2 separate regions of the Homo sapiens genome follow, and region 2 is linked to region 1. Evidence: read pairs that join two places in POLR2A ChIA-PET (ENCODE). Cell type or tissue: PC-3. All regions are shown on one strand.

Region 1 (4,000 bases):
TTGGGATCCAGATTCTTGAAATGTATTGTTTAATCCACTGGGTAAATGTACAAGTCTGCTTCAGTTTTGCTTGCAGAGAGTGGGCCTGAGAATCCATCAGGCCTTCGTAAGCCTAAACCGTGACGAATTCCAGAGAAGCACCCCCACACCTGGGGAAGAGGGAGGCCTTTTAGGAAGGTGAAGGCTAGGTCAAACTTGTTTTCTTTTTTAGTCCTTTCTTTGTTTGCACCACATTAATTAATTAGTTAATTAATTAATTTGTAATGGAGTCTAATTTCTTCACCGAGCTGTAGACCTCTGTTGAGAGTTTTAAAAATAATTTTGACAATTTTCATCCTGTTTGCTGGCTGACTTCCAAAAGTTTGCCCTCAGGAGCTTCCTTGCTATGGAGAATTTCACCCAGTTAAGGGTGAAAGGCAGGCAGTGGGATTCGAGGTGGTTTGTCATTCAGCCACTTGTTCCAAATTGATAAGTGCTGAGTGATATTTTGACACTTCTCTTTGATCTCCTCTTTGGCGTCCCTGGTAATATTGCTCCCGCCTGTGTGTGATCATCACCTCTCCCACCCAGGTACCAACTGATTGATTTCTTCTTCCTTTCTGGAAGTCTAAATTTATTCCCTGGGTGTTTTGCAGTTGCTGGTGGTCAAGAACAGCTGTTCTTCCATGCTTTATTCTGAATAGTTCTCCAGGATGAAGTCAGCAAAACAATATCATTTAAGTGAAGCCTCAGGAAAACAAAAGCCTTGATTGTCTTTCTCCTTAAGTGCTAAAAAGAAGATCACCCCTCCCCCTTTGTGTGTGTGTGTGTGTGTGTGTGTGTGTGTGTGTGTGTGTGTGTGTCTGTATTTTAAGGCAGAAAAAAAAAAGGTTCTAAACATTTTTGAAGCAGCAAGATTCAAGAATGTTATTTTTTTCCATATTACATAATTGCTATTTGGTCACTGTAGAAAATGCTGATTGGCAAAACATGAGAAAATAAAAAGCCATGGTACCATTCAAAATGACACTAGTGTGTTTTCATATATTTTCTTGACTTTCTTCAATGCAAACATAAAAATAGTTGGAAACTCCTCTATATTCTTTTTTGTAGCTTGTTTTTAATATACCATGAGCATCTTCCCATTTCAGTAATTTTTTTTTTTTTTTGAGACAGAATCTCGTTCTGTCGCCCAGGCTGGAGTGCAGTGGCAAGACCTCGGCTCACTGCAACCTCTGCCTCCCAGGTTCAAGCCATTCTCCTGCTTCAGCCTCCTGAGTAGCTGGGACTACAGGCACACGCCACCATGCCCGGCTAATTTTTGTATTTTTAGTAGAGACAGGGTTTCACCATGTTGGCGAGGCCGGTCTTGAACTCCTGACCTCAGGTGATCCGCCCGCCTCGGCCCCCAAAGTGTTGGGATTACAGGTGTAAGCAACTGCGCCTGGCCAGTAAATATTTTTCTATAATATTTTTTGATGAGTTGTTTTAATTAGAAAAGTAACACACGCATATGGCAAAAAATCCAAATAGTTCCAAAGGGTATTTATGAAAAATTAGGTCTCCTTCCCACCATGACCCCCAGCCCTTTTCTCCTTTCCAGGGAAACACTACTACCAGCTTCCTGAGCATTATTCTAGACATGCTCTACATACACATGCATGCTTGGGCATATACAGTATGTCTTTTTAAAACTTAACATATCTTAGAGAGCCTTCCAAATTAGTACTTACTGATTTGTTCATTGTTTGTCAGCAATATGTAATGTTCCACTCCGTTGAGATACTGTACTTGGTTTAACCAGTCCTGTGTGCTGGATATTTAGTTTATTTTCTGGTTGGTCACTATTACTAAACAATGCCACAGTGTGCAGCCTTGGACATAAATCCTTGTGCCATATGCTGTTTATGTATAGGATAATTTTGCAGAAGTGGAATTCCTGGATCAAAGAGTATGTACATTTAAAGTTTTTAAAACTGTTGTTCCATTTCTTTCCAAAAAGGTATACCAATTGACACCCCTACCAATAAAGTGTGTTTTCTTCCCCGTACCCTGGCCAATAATATCTATGATTAAACTTATAGCCTTTACTATTCTGATAGCTACAAACTAGATTCTCAGTATGTTCTTTTTTTTTAACTTATGAATAGACTTGGACATACTTCTTTTGTTCATAAACCATCACATCATGTTAATGGCTGCACAGTAGTCCTTTTGTGAATTTATTTAACCAATAATGCCATAATTTATTTAACCAATTCTTCTATTGAGAGACATATAGGTTGATTCTATTTTTTATCATTATAAATGATGTTTCAATACATTTTCTTGCACACACATACATTTTTGTGCCCACCTTTAATTTCCTCACTTTTCCAGTTTCTTTGGAATGTTTCTGAATAAAATATAAACATTTCTTAAAAAATACAATTTTGACATGGTTTGCTTTTATCAAACTAAGGAATTGTCTAAAGATCCTGGAGCAGGGGATTTTTTGCGGGGGGGGGTGTTACTTTCTTTTAAAAAATAATGTAACATTACCACAAAAAGTGTATTTTTAACCAGCCACCTAGCTTTCCCACTAACTCTGTTTTTCAGCTTGTATATCCATATGTTTTTGACTAAGCCATAAATGGAAGTTTCGTTGGAAGTTATTTTGCTTCCCAGTACATGTCATGCATTTCATTCCATATTATTTTCGTCCTTTTCCTTTTCAGTATTATATTTCTCAGATACCAGTGAAGAGTGAGTTGTGAGTTTTGAATTTTGCCAAGACTTAAATATTTGCAGCGCTGGAAAGAAAGAAAGTTAAAAAAAAATTAATGTGGCTGATTTAGTCTTGGTTCACAAGGCCTTCATTTAGCTGCTTCAAAGCTCACACTTCAAATGTCAAGAAAAATATTCTCTTAATTTCTGCCGTATCAACTGCTGTAATGCCTGAATTAATTAGAATGGAACTATAATTTCTCTCCAAATGGAATTGGATCATCCCATCCTAACAAAACAAATGCTCAGGGCGGCTCCATGCTGGAGGTTTCTGGACACCTTCCCTATATCATTTCTGCCTGGGTCACTGCAGCCTAGGGCTGCCCCTTGGGAGACTTCTCTTCTGGGATCCTCAGCATGTCTTCTTTGCTTGTGCTTTCTCCTCTCCTCTGTGTCTCCTCTAGTTTTAAGTACACATTATATTTTTCCTGCAATTTGAGGGAATCTCAGTGTCGAAACTACGATATATTAAAATCAGATGGCTTTCGCCTGAGGCATTCCCTATTTCATATGTTTGCATTCACTGGTGCCTTCTCCATCCTCCACTCTTAGCTTGCTCATTTTTCCTCCTATCAAGAAGACCTAAATGGAGCAATGTCTCAGCTCTGACCCTGGGATGTAAGGACCTTTCACAACAGATCTCAAGCTTGACAGTCAACTCTCTTGGTGTCCCAGGTCCTTCCCAAGAAAACCTGCAATTTCCTATTCTGGGTGTCTGGTCCTCAGGGGCAGCTATCCAGTGGCGTTTCTTCTGAAAGACCTCCAACCGGTCTGTTGGGGTAGCTCTTTGTCCTGTCTTCCTAGGCTGTCTATGTTTTAAAATTAGAATCATTTAACAGTTGGGGTTGGGGATAGAGGTGGGAGGCTGGAAGGAACTATGAGTATGAGGTATCAGAATTATGTAGCACAGATTGCAGCTGGGATTCTGTTCCATCCAAATTCCAATCAGTTATCAAAAGCATTGTTTAATAGGAGTTTCCTCAAAGTTCAACAGTGCCACAGAACAATGGCCCATACATAACACAGTTTCTCTGGTCCCTGCCGGACTGAGAATTCTGTCTCCAGGAGGTTTGAGGTATGTGTAGAGAGGTTTTATTTTTTTAAATGTCACTATTTATTTTGAAAGAATTGTAAACTTACAGAAGAGTTTCAAGTTTAGTCTAAGGAATTCCCATATACCTTTTCCCCAGATCTGCCTTTGTTAATTGTTTGCTTATAAACATAGCCACGGTTGCATCTATCCATCTATCCATCT
Region 2 (4,000 bases), 110 kb before region 1:
AACTATATCTCTAATAAAATGTTTCTTTTTAAGTTATTTATATTAATTTAACATGTATGTGGGTCACTTTGATATTTTTACACCAATAATAATTGTAATAATAATAAGTTTTTGACTCTTTAGAGGCTTGGCCATGGTAGAAACTATTACCTGGCTCCCACAATTTGTTCCACCCTCCTTCGGGTACGTAGGTAGCCTACTTTTCCCCATCATCCTTGCTGTAACATGTAGTCATGTAATTGTTCTGGCAACAACTTGTGAGTGGAAATCATGTATGTCACTTCCAGGCCTGGTCCCATGAAATATCTTCTGTGCTTTTCTTTGCTTTTTCTCCTTCTACCAGCTACACGAATTGAGAATGAGGCTCTAGGAAAGCGGTTGGCGAACTTTGGTAAAAAGCCAGACAGTAACTATTTTGGGCTTTGCGGCCACATAAAGCCTCTGATGCACATTCTACTGGTTGTTTTTTTGTTTGTTTGTTTGTTTGTTTTTTGTTTTTTTGTAGCCTTTTAAAGATGTAAATCTATTCTTAGCTCCCAGAGCACACAAAAATAGGCCCACAAGCTAAACCCTTTTTCTAGGAGACAGGGAAGCCATAAGATGAAAGGAATTAGGTTCCCCTCATCACTATGTGGTGGGGAGCACTTTGCTTACCTGGGGACCTCACCCAGGACTATTCTGTGAGAAAGAAATAGGCTTTGATTGTGTTGAGCAGTTACATGCTGGACCTATTTGTTATTACAAATCAGCTTCATAATAACACAGGAAATAAAAAAATTACAAACATTTTTAATGCAGAGAAGTATAATATAAAAAATGAATAATAAGACCTTTAAGCATAATAATATAGTACATTAAGATAAATATGTAGAAGTAGAATAAAAATAGGAGCTTAGGGAAAAAACATCTGACTGTTAAAAAAGAGCTCATTTGTAGACTTTTAAAATGGATGTGGTGGGCATCAAATCGCTTGGATTTAGATTCAATTGGATATTTCAAAGCAAATTGCAATAGTTTATTTTAAAATATCTATATTAATAACATCATGAAAATTACAACCTTTGCAATTATTCAAACATACGATGTAATATTTTAGATGTCAACTGAAAATTTTGTGAAGGAGTACATGGTTTTAAAACATTCTGTTAGGGGATATGCCAGCAGAAACTTTTGAAGAGGCTTCAAAGAACCCTTATAGACTCAGAACCAAACCTCTTTTGAAAGCTTCGTAGATTCCCTGGGCTGAATGTACAAGCAGGGGTTTTTCTGGTTTGCCTCTGCTCTTTTCGAAATCCTGTGTCTAGGTCACCTTAGACAGTGTTCATACACAGGAATGTCCTTGCTTGTCAGGAGTCCTGCCAGCGGTGTTGAGAGGCCAGGTGTAGACCCGTTTCTTCTGACCTTAGATTCCCCAGTGGATCATGAGGATGAAGCTGTTTTCTTTCTTCCTTTCAAAAGTGTTCCCTTCTTGGTGGTTCTGAGGATTCATGAGTTAAATATTTGTTAAGTTTTTGCAATATTTGGCTGAAAGTACGAAGTCTTATTTATTATTGCTGGATGGATGAAAGGTATTATACAAGTGCAAAGTATCATTTCTTCCCAGGACAGACGGCGTTGTCATGCTTAATCCCCAGGCAGCTCATGACCCCATTCTCTTGCACGGCCTCCTCATTTACATAACCAGCCACAAACTGAGTTGAAAGGACTCCTGCAAGAGGATTTGCACTTTCTCCTTTTCTTCAGAATGTGTATCTGCCTAAGCAGTGTGATAACTTTTTTCCCAGACTGGATCGATATTCCTTAGCTGGTCCTGTTGCAGCAGGAGTCCGGTGACTGGAGAGAGGAAGCTCTTGGGCAGTGAGTAAAAAAAGAGAATTGACTTCTTTTTTTTATCTGTTTCTGTCTACTCATCAGGCCCTGGACAAGTCACTTCACCTCTTGCCTCATTTTCTTTTCTTTTCTTTTCTTTTTTTTTTTTTTTGAGACGGAGTCTCGCTCTGTCGCCCAGGCTGGAGTGCGGTGGCATGATCTCGGCTCACTGCAAGCTCCGCCTCCCGGGTTCACGCCATTCTCCTGCCTCATCCTCCCGAGTAGCTGGGACTACAGGGGTCCGCCACCAGGTTGGACATCAGCACCTGTAGAGGGGATAGCACTGGATATGGAAAACTTAGAGTAGATAGTGAAGGAGGAAGAGGATAAATAGCAGTTATGGCCTCAAGACCAACTACAGCGGTAGGGGCTGTGGTTTGTCTCATTAATCGCCCTCTTCTAAGATTCCCCTGAGGAGGAAAGGCCCACAGCAACCTTGGATGAACTGCGCCCTGAAAAATGGAGAAGTCAGCCTGTGTGATGCAGTCTGTACGCACTGTGATAAAAACCATGTGGGTAAATGCTTAGGACTTTCTTCAATAGAGTCACTGTGAGGACAGCAGTGAGCTGACATCTTCACCAGCCACACCTGTAAAATTGCTTGCACTGTTCACACTGAAGGCCGTGGTTTCTTGTCTACCAAGGGTTGAGCCCAGCTGGGTGCTAGAGCTGAGCCATTGCTGCCCATCGCGGGACGCCCCTAAGGGTCAGCTGTTGCCTTGGAAGCACTGGCCTGGTCGGGGCTGAGACTTTTCCTGGCCAGCCCTCCTTCCTACCCTCCTCCTTCACTATTGACAGACGTGCATTGCAATCTGAATACTCTCCTAGCTTACTCACCTTCTTTCTCCTCTTTAACTTTTGCAGGCATTTTCCCCAATACATCTCTGCTCATCTGACTCTTATCTTGGCATCTGCTTCCTGGTGGATCTGAACTGACCCATAAGCCACGCTTACTAGTGATTTTCCAGGTAATCATCTATTTTTATTCATTTTTTTTTCTTGATTGGTAGTTTGAACATGATATTAAACACATTTACTGTATAAATATAGATATCATTGTTGGCCAGTTTGCTGTAATTGAACTCTCCAGAGGGGTTTCAGGATGGTTTTGCTTTTTCTAGAAATTGTAGCAGGGAAGCAGAGGTCTACCTTTGTCTGTTTTCAGAAGGGCAAGTTTACCTTCAGAGTTTCCCTGGATTACTTTTAATGTTTCCTTTCCTTTTCCCTCCCACTGGACTCTAGTACTGGGGACCTTGTTTGTCTTCTTTAAACGATAGAAGTGCAAGTTCAAGTGAAATGACATTTCTAGAAGAATGGAAATTCCTTATTTAAGTGAAGCCCTTTTGAGTTCAGATGGGTATGTGATAACAGAAAGAGAAGAGCACTCTTGTTCCCAGACTAGCTACCCACTGCTGCCCAGGCTGCAGAGTAATGGGACTGGTGCAGGAACTCATTTGGGATTTTCCTTGGTAAGATTATGTGGTCACAAAGGAGGTTCCCTTGTAAGATGTGGGGTTCTTGTATATGTGGGGGTATATTGTATATGTGTATTGTTCTTGTATATGTGGGGGTTCTTGTATATGTGTATAACCTTGTATATGTGGGGTTCTTATTTCTTGTTCCACAAAAACAAAACCCCTGGCAGTGGTGAAATAGAAAAGACTGACTAAAGGTAAAAACTTGGACTCTGTACAAAGGCCTTTGGTGATTTTGGGTAAAAAAGGCCAAGTCTCTCCCACGCCAATGGCTTGTGTTGGAGGCTGTAAAGTTACTCATTTAGCAAAGCTGACCAGAAAGTCAAAGGGAGGATTCATTAGCAAGGTTGAAATTTACCACTAGATTATGCTTGTCTTTCCAGCCAAACAGAATGAGACTTCATGGCAGTCTTTTTGTGGGGTGTTCAAACACTAATGAAAAAAAATTTGAAACCAAGGTGACTTTTTGGTGAGTGGAGTGTCTGAGGGAGCTTATGTGGAGAAATCAATGTAACTATTGCCTCAGTGTTGTCAGAGAATTTATTAAAAGGGATCCCCCGTTCCCCATTGGTAACTACTTATTTTTTTCTAAGAATGGGATCCAACACTTCAAATTTTAGACCTTGAGTTGTGATGTGAAGCAATGAAGACTCAGT

The links. Peaks named below come from ENCODE experiments on the same cell type or tissue, not always from the same donor. Only the 100,000 strongest peaks of a DNase experiment are listed, where the experiment ranks them.
Region 2: POLR2A ChIA-PET joins it to region 1 with 5 read pairs; 6 of 35 experiments call an interaction of 5 or more read pairs at or near these places.

The regions. Positions count from the first base shown.
Region 1 is chr3:149,559,443-149,563,442 of GRCh38, reverse strand. All of the region lies in intron 3 of WWTR1 (WW domain containing transcription regulator 1), which reads left to right. Among named protein-coding and RNA genes, the nearest start is that of TM4SF4, 87 kb to the right of the region's middle. In PC-3, no CTCF peak of the experiment used is centred here; no DNase peak of the experiment used is centred here; H3K27ac peaks cover 740 bases.
Region 2 is chr3:149,668,625-149,672,624 of GRCh38, reverse strand. It overlaps a transcript of WWTR1 not described here. Among named protein-coding and RNA genes, the nearest start is that of WWTR1-AS1, 12 kb to the right of the region's middle. RefSeq lists an enhancer at 1,434-1,974. In PC-3, no CTCF peak of the experiment used is centred here; no DNase peak of the experiment used is centred here.